Linked DNA regions of Homo sapiens: all the other regions are linked to region 1. The links are chromatin contacts, found by Hi-C or POLR2A ChIA-PET in ENCODE. All regions are on one chromosome and are shown on one strand. Each heading gives the region's core, a stretch centred on a gene start or an enhancer-like site at or near the end of the contact. The rest is flanking DNA. Distances are from core to core; before and after follow the strand shown. Region 1 holds the start of PTPN7 (protein tyrosine phosphatase non-receptor type 7). Region 2 holds the start of KLHL12 (kelch like family member 12). Region 3 holds the start of CSRP1-AS1 (CSRP1 antisense RNA 1). Region 4 holds the start of PCAT6 (prostate cancer associated transcript 6).

Evidence for each region. A loop is a pair of places that touch in the nucleus more often than their neighbours do. ChIA-PET counts read pairs that join two places held with the same protein, here RNA polymerase II (POLR2A). Pooled maps may share reads with other maps.
Region 2: a loop to region 1 is called in a pooled map, with 6 times the contacts of the local background. The contact joins the promoter of KLHL12 here to the promoter of PTPN7 in region 1. A Hi-C loop is called at or near these places in 2 of 50 pooled maps. POLR2A ChIA-PET finds 5 or more read pairs at or near these places in 3 of 52 experiments (AG04450, GM12878 and activated T-cell).
Region 3: a map of B cell shows a loop between it and region 1 (11-fold over the local background). The contact joins the promoter of CSRP1-AS1 here to the promoter of PTPN7 in region 1. A Hi-C loop is called at or near these places in 1 of 168 maps with a recorded cell type or tissue (B cell) and 6 of 50 pooled maps. POLR2A ChIA-PET finds 5 or more read pairs at or near these places in 1 of 52 experiments (MCF 10A).
Region 4: a loop to region 1 is called in a map of CD8-positive, alpha-beta T cell, with 2.8 times the contacts of the local background. The contact joins the promoter of PCAT6 here to the promoter of PTPN7 in region 1. A Hi-C loop is called at or near these places in 3 of 168 maps with a recorded cell type or tissue (CD8-positive, alpha-beta T cell, K562 and naive thymus-derived CD4-positive, alpha-beta T cell), 2 of 37 single-sample maps with no recorded cell type and 12 of 50 pooled maps. POLR2A ChIA-PET finds 5 or more read pairs at or near these places in 2 of 52 experiments (H1 and activated CD8-positive, alpha-beta memory T cell).

The regions. Positions count from the first base shown.
Region 1 is chr1:202,159,352-202,162,751 of GRCh38, forward strand. PTPN7 (protein tyrosine phosphatase non-receptor type 7) reads right to left here and starts at 1,251. Exons shown (of 10, transcript NM_002832.4): 1 at 1,194-1,251; 2 at 1-103. The coding sequence starts at 51. RefSeq lists enhancers at 1-11, 112-201, 462-541.
Region 2 is chr1:202,925,654-202,929,053 of GRCh38, forward strand. KLHL12 (kelch like family member 12) reads right to left here and starts at 1,581. Exons shown (of 12, transcript NM_021633.4): 1 at 1,436-1,581. RefSeq lists enhancers at 1,724-1,773, 2,850-3,351, 3,352-3,400.
Region 3 is chr1:201,505,701-201,509,100 of GRCh38, forward strand. It overlaps CSRP1-AS1 (CSRP1 antisense RNA 1), which reads left to right and starts at 1,513. Exons shown (of 2, transcript NR_160747.1): 1 at 1,513-1,719. CSRP1 (cysteine and glycine rich protein 1) reads right to left here and starts at 1,423. Exons shown (of 6, transcript NM_004078.3): 1 at 1,370-1,423. RefSeq lists a silencer at 1,125-1,754.
Region 4 is chr1:202,809,092-202,812,491 of GRCh38, forward strand. PCAT6 (prostate cancer associated transcript 6) reads left to right here and starts at 1,863. Exons shown (of 2, transcript NR_046325.2): 1 at 1,863-2,279; 2 at 2,484-2,821. LOC124904583 reads right to left here. Exons shown (of 3, transcript XM_047439549.1): 3 at 1,147-2,468. The coding sequence ends at 1,944. RefSeq lists a silencer at 1,730-1,959.

The sequences.
Region 1 (3,400 bases), core at 1-2,500:
AGACAAGGTCAACGGCTGTGCTCTGGAGCGCCCCCCATGGGCTTGGACCATGCTGAGGTGGGGTGCTGGGCCCAGGGGAGGCTCACTCAGCCATGAGGTCTGCCTGAAAGACAGGGCCCTCCGCTGCTGTTCTCTGGCCTGCCTGATTGGCCAGAAGGAGGCTCCCATGCCAGGCCAGGTTTGCACTCTGTTTTCACTGGGGCGTCTTCTGTTCCCCAAGAGGTGGCCTCATTTTCACTAAGGGAAGGACAGGATCTATTTGGTGGGACCCAGGGCAGAAGGCAGTCTCGGGGTAGAGTAACGGCAAGATAAAGGGTAGAGATTGTGGATGAAGATAGGAAAGAATCCAGAAGGAGGAAAAGAGAGAGGGGAGAGAGGCCACACACCAGAGTACACAGGGCTCTGAGCAGGTCCAAGTGGGAGAAGGCAAGGGAGGAAACAGAAAATATGTGTTCTCTAGGACGGAAGGGAGAAAGCACGCAGAAGCCATCTCTGAGCTAACCAGTGGGCCTTCCCCTGAACAGAGAATGGAGGCCTCCAGCAGTGTTGGAGCTGGTTGGGCAGCCAGGCAGGCGGGCTCCTGGACCCCAGCAGGGTCCTCTCCTAACTGCTGCTGTTCCACTCCCAGGTCTGTTTCTGGCTTCTGGGGTCTCTGTCCAGGGAGGTAGGCTGGAGGTGTTTCCTTCCTCCTCCTGCCCATCCCCCCGTCTCCCGCCTCTGTAACCGTCACAGGAAATGGCCTCACCAAGCCCTTGAACGACAGCGCATGGTGAGGCGACAGCTGGGGGCAAGACAGGAGGCATGGAGGTGGTGGGACCATCTCCTCTTGGGGGCAGTCCCTATCTCCCAGAGCCAGGGTCACAGTGGGCGAGGTGGCGGGGGTGTTGAATCACCAAGGCAGCAGGGACGGAGGTGAGGGGACAGAATGGGCCTGGCACAGGTGTGAGTGGTAGAGCGAGGGTCTCTGGTAGCAGAAAAGGTCCCTTCAGCCTCTGCTCTCCTTGTAGCTCCCTGTGGCTTCCCTGCTCACCCCCGTCTTGGGGACATCAGGTCTGTGAGCACCCATACCCCAGCCAGGCACTGTGGCGCCCCACTCGCCCTCCCGCACTCCCTCCTAGAGATGCCCTCTTATATCCCCGGAGTTCGCACCCCCCGGGGCCACAGGACTCCCAGTCCCCCCTTCAGATACTTACTGAAGCAGCTGTGGCCCCCAGGCTGCCTCTTGCCAGCTGTCTGTCTGTCTGTCGGTCTGTCTTTGAGGGCTGAGAAGGCTCCAGGAAGCCAGCTTCCTCCCTCCGCCCCTCCTTGCTGCCACCCACGCACACCCCAGCTGCATTCTGCCCTCCTGTGCCTGCTGCCGCTGCCACCAGGGGTCGGCTGCCTCCCGCCTGTGCCCTTCTGGGGCCCAAGGCCCCGTTCCCTGGGAATGGGTGAGGGGCCAGGCCTTCCCGACCATCCTGCTTTCCCCAGCTTCCAGACCCTCTCCCCTCTTCTGTGTTTCTCCTCTGGGTCTTTGTCACATCCAGCCGCTGCCTACTTGCTGGGCACAGCTCGCCTGACCCCCAGCTCTGTGCTGTCCCACAAAGAACCCAAGGCTCTCCTGCTCAACCTGACCTTGGCCGGAGGCTTATTTCTCCTTCTCTGCTTCTGCCCCACAGCCCTCTCCCTCAAGGCCCTCTCCCTCAAGGCCCTCTCCCTCAAAGCCCTTGCTGCTTCAAGCCTTGGGAATTCATGGCCAAGCACAGACCACATCTTCCCAGAGCAGATGTGGCACAGACTCGGGGTGGGGAAAAAGAAGAAGCAAGAATCCATGCCTCACAATGTGAAGGAAAGGGCCGGGGCCAGGCCAAAAAGGTCGTCTCCACGCCTGTGCCACGGCCCAGCTCTCCACAGCCCACGGCCTGAGTGTAGGCCAGCCCAGCAGGAAGCAGATAGCAGAGTCCACTTGTGGGAGGGAGTCCGAGGGGCTTCCCCTGGGCCCTCAGCCCCCTGCAGGCCTCCTCCCAGAACCCTGACATCTACTTAGAAGACTTACAGACAGTGGACAGTCTCTGGCCCTCACACCAGGGGACTCCCATGTCCTCTTCGCTGCTGGGGTGCCTGGATGCCTGGGACCTGAAGGGTGGCCCCCAAGTCCAAGACTCCTCTGCCCACTGCCCCTGCCTGACCTTGGCAGGCTCCTTGCGGGCCAGCAGCCCAGCCGGTTCATGCTCGCTGCACGCCTCCTTTTACCTTGTAACATTTCAAACGCCCTTCCCTTCCCGGCCCCCAACATGCACAATCCACGTCCTCTTTCTTCCTCCCACTTCCCTGATTCAGCTGTCAAATGGTGACAGCAAAAAAGAAATGAGGTACCCTAGGCACAGGGGGTAGGCATGCCGGAGGGGGTGGTCGGGAGGGGGCTGGCCTTCTGCTGGCCCCTTGAGGAGGAGGGTTGAGACGAAGAACAAGAACAGCCCCCAGAGGCTCAGAAGGCCTCCCAGCACCCGCCCTTGCTCTTGGCAGTGGGGACAGGGGCTGGCTCTTTTTTGAGCCCCTCCATGGCCAGCTGATCCTGGCACCTCCTTCCCTGCAGCCTGCGTTCCTCTCCGGAGTGGGTGGGTTTCCCTGAGGAGGAGGCCGATTAGGGCTGGGAAAGGGGTTGGTTCCCGTGCTCAGGACAGACTGGAGGGAAGCAGGAACCTGGGAATCCCTAACATGCTTGCGAGCAGTGACCTGGAGACTGGCCTCTGCCTCACCCCCCACACCAGTCAGTGTTTCCACTGGTGGGTAGTGGGGGCCCTGGGGACACAGGAGGGGGCAGGTGGGGGTTGGAAAGAGGGCCCGGCTCTGAGCCTATGCTGATTGTTATCAAGAACAGGAAGCTAGGACACCACAGGGGTGGGAGGAGGAAGCGGCAAAGCCCTCCCCACACAGGTCTGCCTGGTCCCCCCAAGTTTCCAGGGTCTGAGCCCTGTTGGCTGTGAGCCCACCCCTTTCCCCCACAGACTGAGGCCTAGCAGTGGCTGGACAGTTGGAAGCTGAGCTTCACAGCAAGGAAGCTGGGAGCCAGGCGATGGGGAAGATAGTTGGGGTTGGGGGTGGGGGTAGTGGCTGAGCATTAGGCAAGACCTCTCAAAGATCCCCTGTTCCCTCTGGGTGGATGTGGGGTAGAGGGGACAGTCACTCCTTGGCTCCTGCCCACTCCTTCTTCCCCTGTGCTTAGGGATACCTGGACATCCATGGAGGTGTGTGGCCAGAGCTCATGAGGGCTGAGGATGCCAACTGCAACCTCAGATGGCACAAGACATGCGTCATCGCCCTGCACCTCCCCCTCCCCAGCCTGGCCTGGTGACTTGGGACGCCCCTCTCTGCCCTCTCTGGAGTGGACTCTGTCCCATCCGGGCTGTTGGAAGGCTCC
Region 2 (3,400 bases), core at 331-2,830, 770 kb after region 1:
GTTGCACAATAAATGTTTAGAATTTAATGTAAGAAAAAGTGTGTATTCAACTTCAACTTAGAGCAAGAAAGGCCACTCAGTAAAAATAAACTTTTTTCTAAAGAAGTATCCAAATGATATGTCTGATGACTTCCAAACATATCTGGATTTCTTCTTAAAATGAAACTTCAGGCCGGGCCCAACAGCTCACTCCTGTAATCCCAGCACTTTAGGAGGCTGAGGTGGGTGATCAGTTGAGGTCAGGAGTTTGAGAGCAGCCTGGCCAACATGGTGAAACCTAGTCTCTACTAAAAATACAAAAAATAGCCAGGCGTGGTGATGCGCGCCTATAATCCTAGCTACCAAGAAGGCTGAGGCCCGAGAATCACTTGAACCCAGGAGGTGGAGGTTGCAGTGAGCCGAGATCACACCACTGCACTCCAGCCTGGGCAACAGAGCGAGACTCTGTCTCAAAAAAAAAAAAAAAAAAAGAAACTTCAATTGAGGACCCATTACCTACACTGAATAATGGAAACCACGCAAGTTATCGATGGACTTACACTTGCTTAAGATATTGAAGCTCTTCAACAAGAGGGTATTCCTACTCTACATCTGTGAATGTCCATTACTGTTAAAGAATCGATATTGGAATCCAAAACTTTCTGAAATGATCCGGGGGGAAGGAAATCAAACTGTGGTCTCCAAAAGTCCACAAGTCACAATTAATCTTTCAACAGGAAAAATGAGATCCTAAATTCTCATCTACTTCTGTTTGTAGTTGGCATTTTACTCTATAAGCACTATAGATAATTCCTCCAACAACTCTGCAAGACCCATTTTACAGAAAAGCGGGTGATTCATCAAAGCATATGTTTTTCAAAAAGACTTAAGTCAACTTAGTTGCAACTCTAGGGGTGTAAAAAGGTCTAGAACAAATGTCCATTTACTATGAAGACAGCCCGGGGGGTCTTTTATCGTTTCCGTGTCAAAATGACAGTACCCCGGTGCAGAGTGGTCTTCCTTCTAGGGGATTCCTGCCTCAACACTCCAAGTCTCAGCATATCCTTCATCCTCACCCTTCTGAAGTGACCTATTTTCTAGAACTTTCGTTAACATCTGAATGGAGGGATTCCACTTCGGGAGATTCGGGGCAGGGAATGGGTAGTAAACTCGGGAAAGACTAAATTCTAGAGAAGGAAACGAAGTCCTTCCTCCTAATACCACCAGGCATATGGCCGCCACCGCCAGGTGGAGGTATCGGAGAGGGGCAGTTCAGGGGGAGAGTTGAGAGGGTGACCGAGGCCAGATGCCCCACCCCACTGCCAGCCTTCCTCCTCTGTTGGGCATGTCTCCCATTCCGCCTTGCAGGGAGACCAAGGATGGGGGGTAGGGCCATAACCCGGAGTTGACGGACAGGAAGGGAAGGGCTGACTGCCATCACTTCCGCGCAACTCACCTCCGCTCCCGAACCCACACAGCCGCACCGGGCCCGTCCCCAGCCTGTGGGGATGGAGTGCGGCGCGGGGCTAGCAGGCGGCTCGGGAGGAGCCGAAGCGCCGCCCAGACCCGGAGGCTCTGGAGGCTCTGGAGCCGTCCGGGTCTGGCCCCTGCGGCCGCGCGACGTGATGACGCAATGCAGCTGGAGCACCGCCCTCCCCCCGCTCCAGAGTCTGCGTCACGTGAGGAGGTGGTGTCACGTGACCTGTCTGTACCCTAGCGCGGGGCTTCTGTACGCTGCTAGGAAGCCGAATTACAAAAAGGTCGGGTGGGCAGGGAATGGTGGCTCACGCCTATAATCCCGGCACTTTGGCAGGCCGAGGCGAGCGAATTACCTGAGCTCCGGAGTTCCAGACCCGCCTGGGGATCACGGCAAAACCCCGTTTCTACAAAAAAAAAAAAAAAAAAAAAATTAGCCCGCACCGCGCCTGTAGTCCCAGCTACTCGAGAGGCTGACAGGAGGATCACTTGAGCCAGGCAGCAGAGGTTGCAGTGAGCCAGGATCGCCACTGCACTCCAGCCTGGGCCACAGAATGAGACCCTGTAAAAAAAAAAAAAAAAAAAAAATGTCCAGGCGTGGTGGCTCACGCCTGTAATCCCGGCACTTTGGGAGGCCGAGGCGGGTGTATTACTTGAGGTCAGGAGTTCGAGACCAGCCTGGCCAACATGGTGAAACCCTATCTCTACTGAAAATACAAAAAAATTAGCCGGGCGTTGTGGCACGCGCCTGTAATCCCAACTACTCAGGAGGCTAATGCAGGAGAATCGCTAGAACCTGGGAGGCGGAGGTTGCTGAGCCGAGATCGCGCCATTGCACTCCGGGCTGGGCGACCGACTGAGACTCTGTCTCTTAAAAAAAAAAAAAAAAGGCCAGGCGAGGTGGCTCACGCCTGTAATCCCAGCACTTTGGGAGGCCGAGACGGGTGGATCACGAGGTCAGGAGATCGATTCTGGCTAACACGGTGAAACCCCGTCTCCACTAAAAATACAAAAAAATTGGCTGGGCGTAGTGGCGGGCGCCAGTAGTCCCAGCTACTCGGGAAGCTGAGGCAGGAGAATGGCGTGAACCCGGGAGGCGGAGGTTGCAGTGAGCTGAGATCGCGCCACTGTACTCCAGCCTGGGCGACAGAGCAAGACTCCGTCTCAAAAAAAAAAAAAAGAAAAAAGAAAAAAAAGAAAAAACAAAAAAAAGGCTGGATGTTGTGGGGTCCGGCAGGGAGCCTGGGAATGTATCTACAGCTCGGCGATTGGCTGAGCCTGAGTTCCTCCCTACCGCTCACTAGGCAGGGCAGGCAGAGAGAATTCCAACGCTTAATATGCCAAGCATCTGATTGCAGCAAGTATGTTTTACCTTCCAGGTACTGAGGAACTTTTTGACATCGAGAAAACCCACAGAGGCCTCAAATTTATTCACGTCCATTGTCCACAATGGCCTTTTCGGGCCGAACAACGCTGCGGCGAGAATCCTCTGAGCCTTAGGATCCACAGACCTCAGTATATACTCTGCATCATAATGGGCCCTGTCATCACCACTGAATTGATTCTAAGGAAATTCTAATTGATTCAGGAAATTCTAATTTATTTTGGTGCACTTAGTGACTGAAAAGGCAAAAAGCTTAATTAGTTCAGCTTATCTGAATGTCTAGACAAATTGTGTTTGGTAATACTATTATGCTCTGTGAGCCCTTTGATTCTTTTTTTTTTTTTTTTTTTTTTTTGAGACGGACTCTTGCTCTGTCGCCGAGGCTCGAGTGCACTGGCGCGATCTCAGCTCACTGCAACCTCCGCCTCCCGGGTTCAAGCAATTCTCCTGCCTCAGCCTCTCCGAGTAGCTGGGAGTACAGGTGCACACCACCACGCCCGACTAATTTTTGTGTTTTTAATAGAGACGGTGTTTCGCCATCTTGGCCGGGCTGGTCTCGAA
Region 3 (3,400 bases), core at 263-2,762, 650 kb before region 1:
AGGAAACAATGGGTAAAAGCTGCCCTCCAGCAGCTGAGGGCTGAGGACAGTCTCTCTCAAAAGAGGTAGCCAGAAACCAGCTGGAGAGTCAGGAGGCAGCAGTTGAGTGAGAGCAGTTGAGGGGAGGCTCAGTACCCATCCCCAAATCCCACCTGGGGAAAATCCCCAACATGCAGTCTGAGAGGACAGAGGGAGACAACCAGCACCTCCAGCCTCCTTAGCTTCTGGGAGGAAGGCAAGGGATGAGGGGAGGACAAGAAAGACAGTAACTGAGAGATCACTCCTGTGTTGGAGGTTCTGTGTAATATGCTCCCCAAGTAGCATCCCTGAAAGAAACTGAGACATTGAGAAGTTAAATAGTTTGTCCAAGGAAACCTGCGCGTTAAGTGGCAAATCCAAGAGTCAAAACTCTGCCTTCCAAACAATCCCACCAAGACTCCAAGCCACCTCTTCATGATATACTGATATACTTTCTACCAGGGCCCAGTGGATTTCCTCGGTGCCACTGTGATAGTATCCCAGCGTGGGGAGAGCCTGCCCATTCATTCACTCTCAGGGAGCAGCTGGTGGGTGGCTGGAGCCCAGGGCTCTAGGCAGAGCCTGAGCCCACTATTGCTCCAGCCGATTCCTGGGTCCTGGTTAGTTCACAACAGCACCAGAACCAGAAGCATGCAAAATATTCTCTAGTCTGTACCAGTAGATACAATACCTGCCTCAGAGGGCTGATTGTTAGCTAACACATTGTGATTTGCTTTAAATGTGCTCAATACCAGCCCCTTTATCACTTCCCAGCTTTCAAGGACTGAGGCCACAAAACACTGACTGCAGGCTCTTTCAGGTTTCAGTAACCATCACCACCTAGCACCAAGATTTGGAGTGGAGAGGTTTCCATGCAGTTATTTCACAAGAGGGAAAACTCACACCTGCGCTCAGGGACACAGATGTCCAAGGTCAGGCCCAGATGTTTGCCCCACCCCGCCCGCGGGCATTTTCTCCCCAGCAGGAGGGTGAGGGAGGGGGTGGCACGGATGCCCTCATCTCTCTGCCATACAATGAGCGTCAGTGGCGCGCAGAATCGCCGATTGTTCTGCCCGACTTGCAGGCGGTTGCGGGGAGCCGGGTCGCCCTGGGTCACGCACACGCGGAAGTCAACTGTGTCCAGGAAGCCCAGGAAGGCCCGGGATGGGGACGGACCTAGTGCCTCCAGAAAAGAGCAGCACTGCCCGGGCTAACTGCGGTCACTTCTCACAGTTCCCCGCCTGCGACAGCCCCGGGGCTGCGGCGGGGCTGGCAAGACCGGGAGGCGCTGAGTGCGTGCCCAGGCGCCCCTCCGCGGCGGGCAGAGCCGCGCGACTCAGGGCGCACTCACCTGGCAGCTGGCTCGGCGGCGCAGGGGCGGCAGGCGCTCTCGGAAGTGGCGGCTGGGTGCGCCCGGCCTGCGCGCCGTTTTGTTCCGCTCCGCGGAAGGCGTGTCCCGGGCCACGCCAACCAGTGGGCTTTGCACACTGCACCACTCCAGGGCTGATGTCATGGCGCGAAGCCCGGCGGTGCTGCCCTCCTAGGCCCCGGGAAGGCCGGCCGGCAGGGGCGGGGGCAGGAGTCGCCGACTCTGGGGGTGCTCCGAGCTCGTGCTGCGGTCCCACTGTGCGCCCTGTCGCCGCCACCGCGGAAAACGTCTTGCACGTGCGAGGGGCATTTCAGGAGTTTCCTGTCTGTCAGGTGAGAAGGCGGAGATATGACCTTAGAGGTCAGACCCATGATAAACTTGAGCCCCTAACGAAAGGGTGTCTCGAATTTACTTGTCCTGGTGGCAGAGGGTGAGGGACACATTTTGGGCGCCAGGGTAAGACAGACCCTTCCAGGGCAGGTCTGATTCTGCCCATCCACTCACTAGCTGGGCCCTGGGCCTAGACAGCCCTTCTGGGTTCAGGGTCATCTGTGAACGGCGTGTAATCTACAGGGATGTGAGGGGCTAAAAGGAGATCCGGTAGGACCCGCAGACCTTCAGCAGCACCCGGCATGTAATAGACACTCAATAAATGTAACTCCCCCCTCCAACAGCTCTTGCCCCTCAGTTTTTCCCAGTCTTCCCTGCTACCCTAAGGACAACACCTGGAAAAAGGTGTTCTCCCGCAAAAGCAGCAGTTCTGAAAAGTGGGTGCCTCCATAGAGGCTTTTCTCTGGGGCTCCAACCTTCAGTAGGACAGACACAGGCTCAGGCCACTCAAGCTGCCCCTGGGGCAGTTTCCAGGGGACATTCTGTCCACACCTCCTCACCCAGTCCCCAGCCCTTCCTGAGTGCCCCGTGCAGGCATTTCAGGGAGCAGAGAAGCTCACAGCCTCCAGCTGGTCACCCTACACCCCAGGTGGCCCATAGATGCAGCTGCTATGTCTTCCACCCTGGGCAGGTGTCAAGGGTTCAGGCCCCAACCGGCTTCACTTAAAGCCCTGGTTTGCTGAATCAACTTTTTGCCAGGAATAAAGTTAAGCATCTTATGATCTAGAAAATGAAGTATTTGGCCAGGCACTGTGGCTCACGCCTGTAATCCCAACACTTTGGGAGGCCGAGGCAGGCAGATTGCTTAAACCCAGGAGTTCGAGACCTGGTGAAACCCTGTTTCTACAAAAAAATTAAAAAAATTAGCCAGGCGTGGTGGTGTGTGCCTGTAATCCAAGCTACTCGAGAGGCTGAGGTGGAAGGATCACTTGAACTCAGGAGGCAGAGGTTGCAGTGAGCCAAGATTGCACCACTGCACTCCAGCCTGGGCGACAGAGCAAGAGTGTTTCTCAAAAAAAAAAGTGTTTATCTAGGTTTTTCTTGCTTTCTACCATAAGTAACATCTTTCCTTTGGCCAGGTCCATCCTATAAACAAGGCCCTCCAAGATTAAAATGTCTAGAAGCACACAACCAGTGTTTCTTGCAGATTGGGCCATCTTCATCTGACCCAACCAAGATGAAGGAGGAGAAACCAGAAGAATTTCTGGTCACGGCTGCACTGACTAAGCAATAGTTAAACAGGTCCATTAAACTGCAGAACCACCATCAGTGTCAGAGACCAAGGGCTTCCGCCCAAAGATGGCGATCCCATGGGATTTCCCCCTCTCCTTTCAATTCTCAGTATCTTGGAGAGATGAGCCTCGGAGTTTTGCCCAGGATTTTACAAAAGGGCAAACTCCTACATTACCTTCTTTGGTCTGGGTTTGTCCTCTCTGGAGTCATGGGACTGTTGATAGATTTCCCTGTGAGGACATGCCAACCTGTGCTGTGAAATGGCTTTAGGGTAGATCCAGAAAAAGAAGAGCAGTCACTGCAGTCACACTTGGATTTCTCCCAGATCTTAAAGCACCTTATAAACAGAATGGCTGTACAATGTGTCATCTAAACCAGAATGCTTTGGAT
Region 4 (3,400 bases), core at 613-3,112, 650 kb after region 1:
ATCCACAAACAGTCTATGACGAGGTCAGACTTGAGAGGGGCGAAAGACTTGAAATAATCCAGACAAGGAATGATAGGATCTAAATTAAGGCAGTGGTGCTGATAATTATGAGGAAGGGATGCAAAGGTAGGAAATAAAATTAGGACATAGTGACAGATTGAGGGGGGACGACGAGGTATTAAGATTCAGATGTCTGGCGTACCTGCCTGAGTAGATGCTAGCCCGTTGGCATTGCTGGAACATTCACCCCAATTATATACAGAAGGCGAGTTACTCAAGGGAAGAAGATACTGTGTTCATTTCTGGACATTTTGAATTTGAGGTGTCTCTGGTACATACAGGTAGAAATACACAACGGGGTATCCTTCAACAGACTGAAGGGTATAAATCTGAAGGGGCGAGATCAGAATTGGAGATATAAATCTGGGAGTTATGTGCTTATGGGTGATAGCCGCTATTTAATGCTACTGTGTGTAAAGCACTGCTCTAAACGCTCTGCATGTATTAGCTCACTGAGTCTTCACAACCACCATATTGAGTAGGTACGATATTATCCTCATTTTGCAGAGCAGGCAACGGAGGCAAAGAGGTTAACGAACTTTAAGAGATACGAACACTTTTGAGGCGCCTTTTTTCTTTTGGCGGGAGACGGGGGACGGGGGTGGGGGGGTAGTGTCCAGCAGCCTCAGAAAAAAGGAGGAAGCTCAAAAAGTAGAACGTCAACATTGAAATGACCTCTTTCATCCAGAAAGCTGCCAAACGTATGCAAGGAATGTTTGTCAAGATCTTAGTTCGCTTTCAGATTCACCTAGTGGAAGGAAATCTCTTATGCTTAAGAAGTCTTCAATTAAAAGGGGGGATGGGCGTGGGGGGAGAAGAAAACCGCCTTCCCTTCAACAAATTTTTCCCAGAGGTACCGGGCCCAGGAAAGAGTTCACAGTGGTCCTGGGAGAACGTATTCCTTTTCTTAGCTCTCCAGGGCTTTGGGACCTGGAGTCTTTTCCTGCTCCCTACTGCAATGGAGAGTCAAGCCCAGGGGACAGCTAATACACTATTAAAAGAATTATCAGTGCAAGATAGATATGCGATGTGGCAAGTTATAATAGAATCTAGGTAGTGGGTATAGAGGAATTTGATGCAAATTTCTTTTAACTTTACTGAATATTTAATAATACTAAATAAAAGTTGGGTAGAAGAATTATCGTCGATGGCTCTTTGGTGCGCATTCTGGGCCTCCGAGGGTCTTGATGAAGCTCATGTAGTGTCATGTGCTCTCTCGGGAGAGCGTTGACTATTTTCACTCCTAACGTTGGCATCCTACGAGCCAGGTAGGCATAACTTTGAGACAAATTCTAGACTTACATGAGTTATGATTATTATTTAACTGAGATGGACAGGAAGAACAAGCCTAAGAAAATCTTTCCCAATTCTCAGCTGCGTCCTACGATTCCCTCTCGCTCCCAACTCTCAAGGTCTCCCAGTCCGGCTTCCTCCATTTCCGGTAGTGACCCTAAGTGATGAGATTCTATCGCTCCCAGATCAGGCCGCAGCTGTTTGGCTCCCAGCAGACCCGGTGTGACGTTAAGGGACGGGGCGGTTGCCGGCGTCTTGAGGGGAACCTAGGGACCGAGAGGACTCTCCGGGAAGGCAGCCGCTCCCCCGCCCACAACAGACGCTCCCCTTGCCCTTTATGATGTTTACATGGGCGGAGGGATCCCTCCCAGCTGACAGCCACACCGCGCCGGCCCTTCTTTTTTTAAAGAGCCTAGCCACGGGCGCTGACTGGCCGGCAGCCGGGCGCGTCATCCTCCGGGGGCGGGGCCCGGGCCGCATTGTCTCGTCTAGGGCCGGCTGGACGCCCCAGAGGCCGGACCTGGGCAACCCCAGCCTGGAGGTGCCGGGGCCGGAGCTCCCAGAGGGCTGGGTGCGAGGCCTAGGCGGGGTCAGGTTCGGGTTCCTAGGCCATAGCGGAGCTGCAGCCCAGGCGGCCGGAGCGGAACCCAGCCCCGCTCCGAGTGCCACGTCTCCAGGAACCCCCTCCTTACTCTTGGACAACACTCCGCCCCCGCCCGGGCCTCCGTCCCCCAAACCGCCCTCATTTGTGCAGCGCCAGATCCTTCGGACACATCCCTAGGTGTCTCCATCCTCATTCGGTCCATCCAACTCCCAGACCTCACGTCAACCGGCTGCACCCCACTTTCCAGCCTGCGCCCCAGATCTGCAGCCTTCGCCCCTAGATACACCCGCCTGGTGATGAGGCGCTCCTCGCGTTCCTTCCGGTAACCGCGTTGCGAAGACCACGCTGCCGGGTTGCAAACTTGGGGGGACTTCCTCCCTCCCCTCCCCCTGGGCGCCGTGCAACTGCCCTGGGACCGGGTTCTGGGATGAGGGGGGCAGACCGGGCTCCCCAGCGGCCGGCGCAGCACGTAGCGCACGTGTAGGGTCCGCTCCCCACCCCCTCGCCGCCTCTGACAACTTTTCAGGGCTCCAGGTGTCCGTGAGCCTCCCTTCCGCCCTGGCCTCCGGTCTCTGCCTTGCTCGTGCTTCTACCACCACCCTTCCCCTCCCAACCCGGTGGATCCTCTCGTCTCCCCCAGTCTCCAGTGCACCGGCTTTCCCTCGTCCTCTGCGCAGTCCATCTCAGCTCATCTCTCCAATTCAATGCCATCATCTCTCCTCACCATCTCTCGGTGCCCTGGAATGTTTGCTGTCAGATGTCCCCTGTGAAACCCACAAACGCTTGCGATTTGGCCTCCTTGTTTTATTTTGTGTAGTCCTACAACGTCTTGTTACTACCCCCTATTACAACACTTATAACTCAGTATTTGTCTTTTTTCCGCGGTGTCCCTGCACTCTCCCCATACATATTCCTCTCCTGCCAGATTGTAAGCCTCTAGAGGGAAGAAGTAATGTCTCTCTCCTTGGCACCAGGCACGTGGCACACGCTCCACAAATATTTGTTGAAAGGGAGGGTAAATGGCCTTGAGTTTCTGTGGCTACCATTGGCTGAGGATGGAGCTTTGGGCTGGACAAAGAAGAATCTGGTTGACCACATGAAGCAGGAAGGAGGCTCAGAACGGTGTTGAGGGAGCCTCCACAATGGGTGGGCACCACAGGTGAGATAAACCCATCCTCCCCCATTCCCTGCCCTGCTTAATTCCCGGGAACCAGCAACCCCTCCTATGCTATCGTCTACTGCTGAGCTGGTCCCTTATGGTGGACTTCTGTGCTCACTGTTCTGCTTTAGCCCCAGCTGTCGGGGCTGCCCTTGGGGAACAGCTTACACCTTGACCAGGCGCTCATTTCTGGGTTTCTGTTCTTGGGAAGCTGGGTCTGGGTCCTGGGAGCCACCTGGTAACTAATAAATACCTCTTCCTCCTCCCATCTGCTCTTCCTCTCC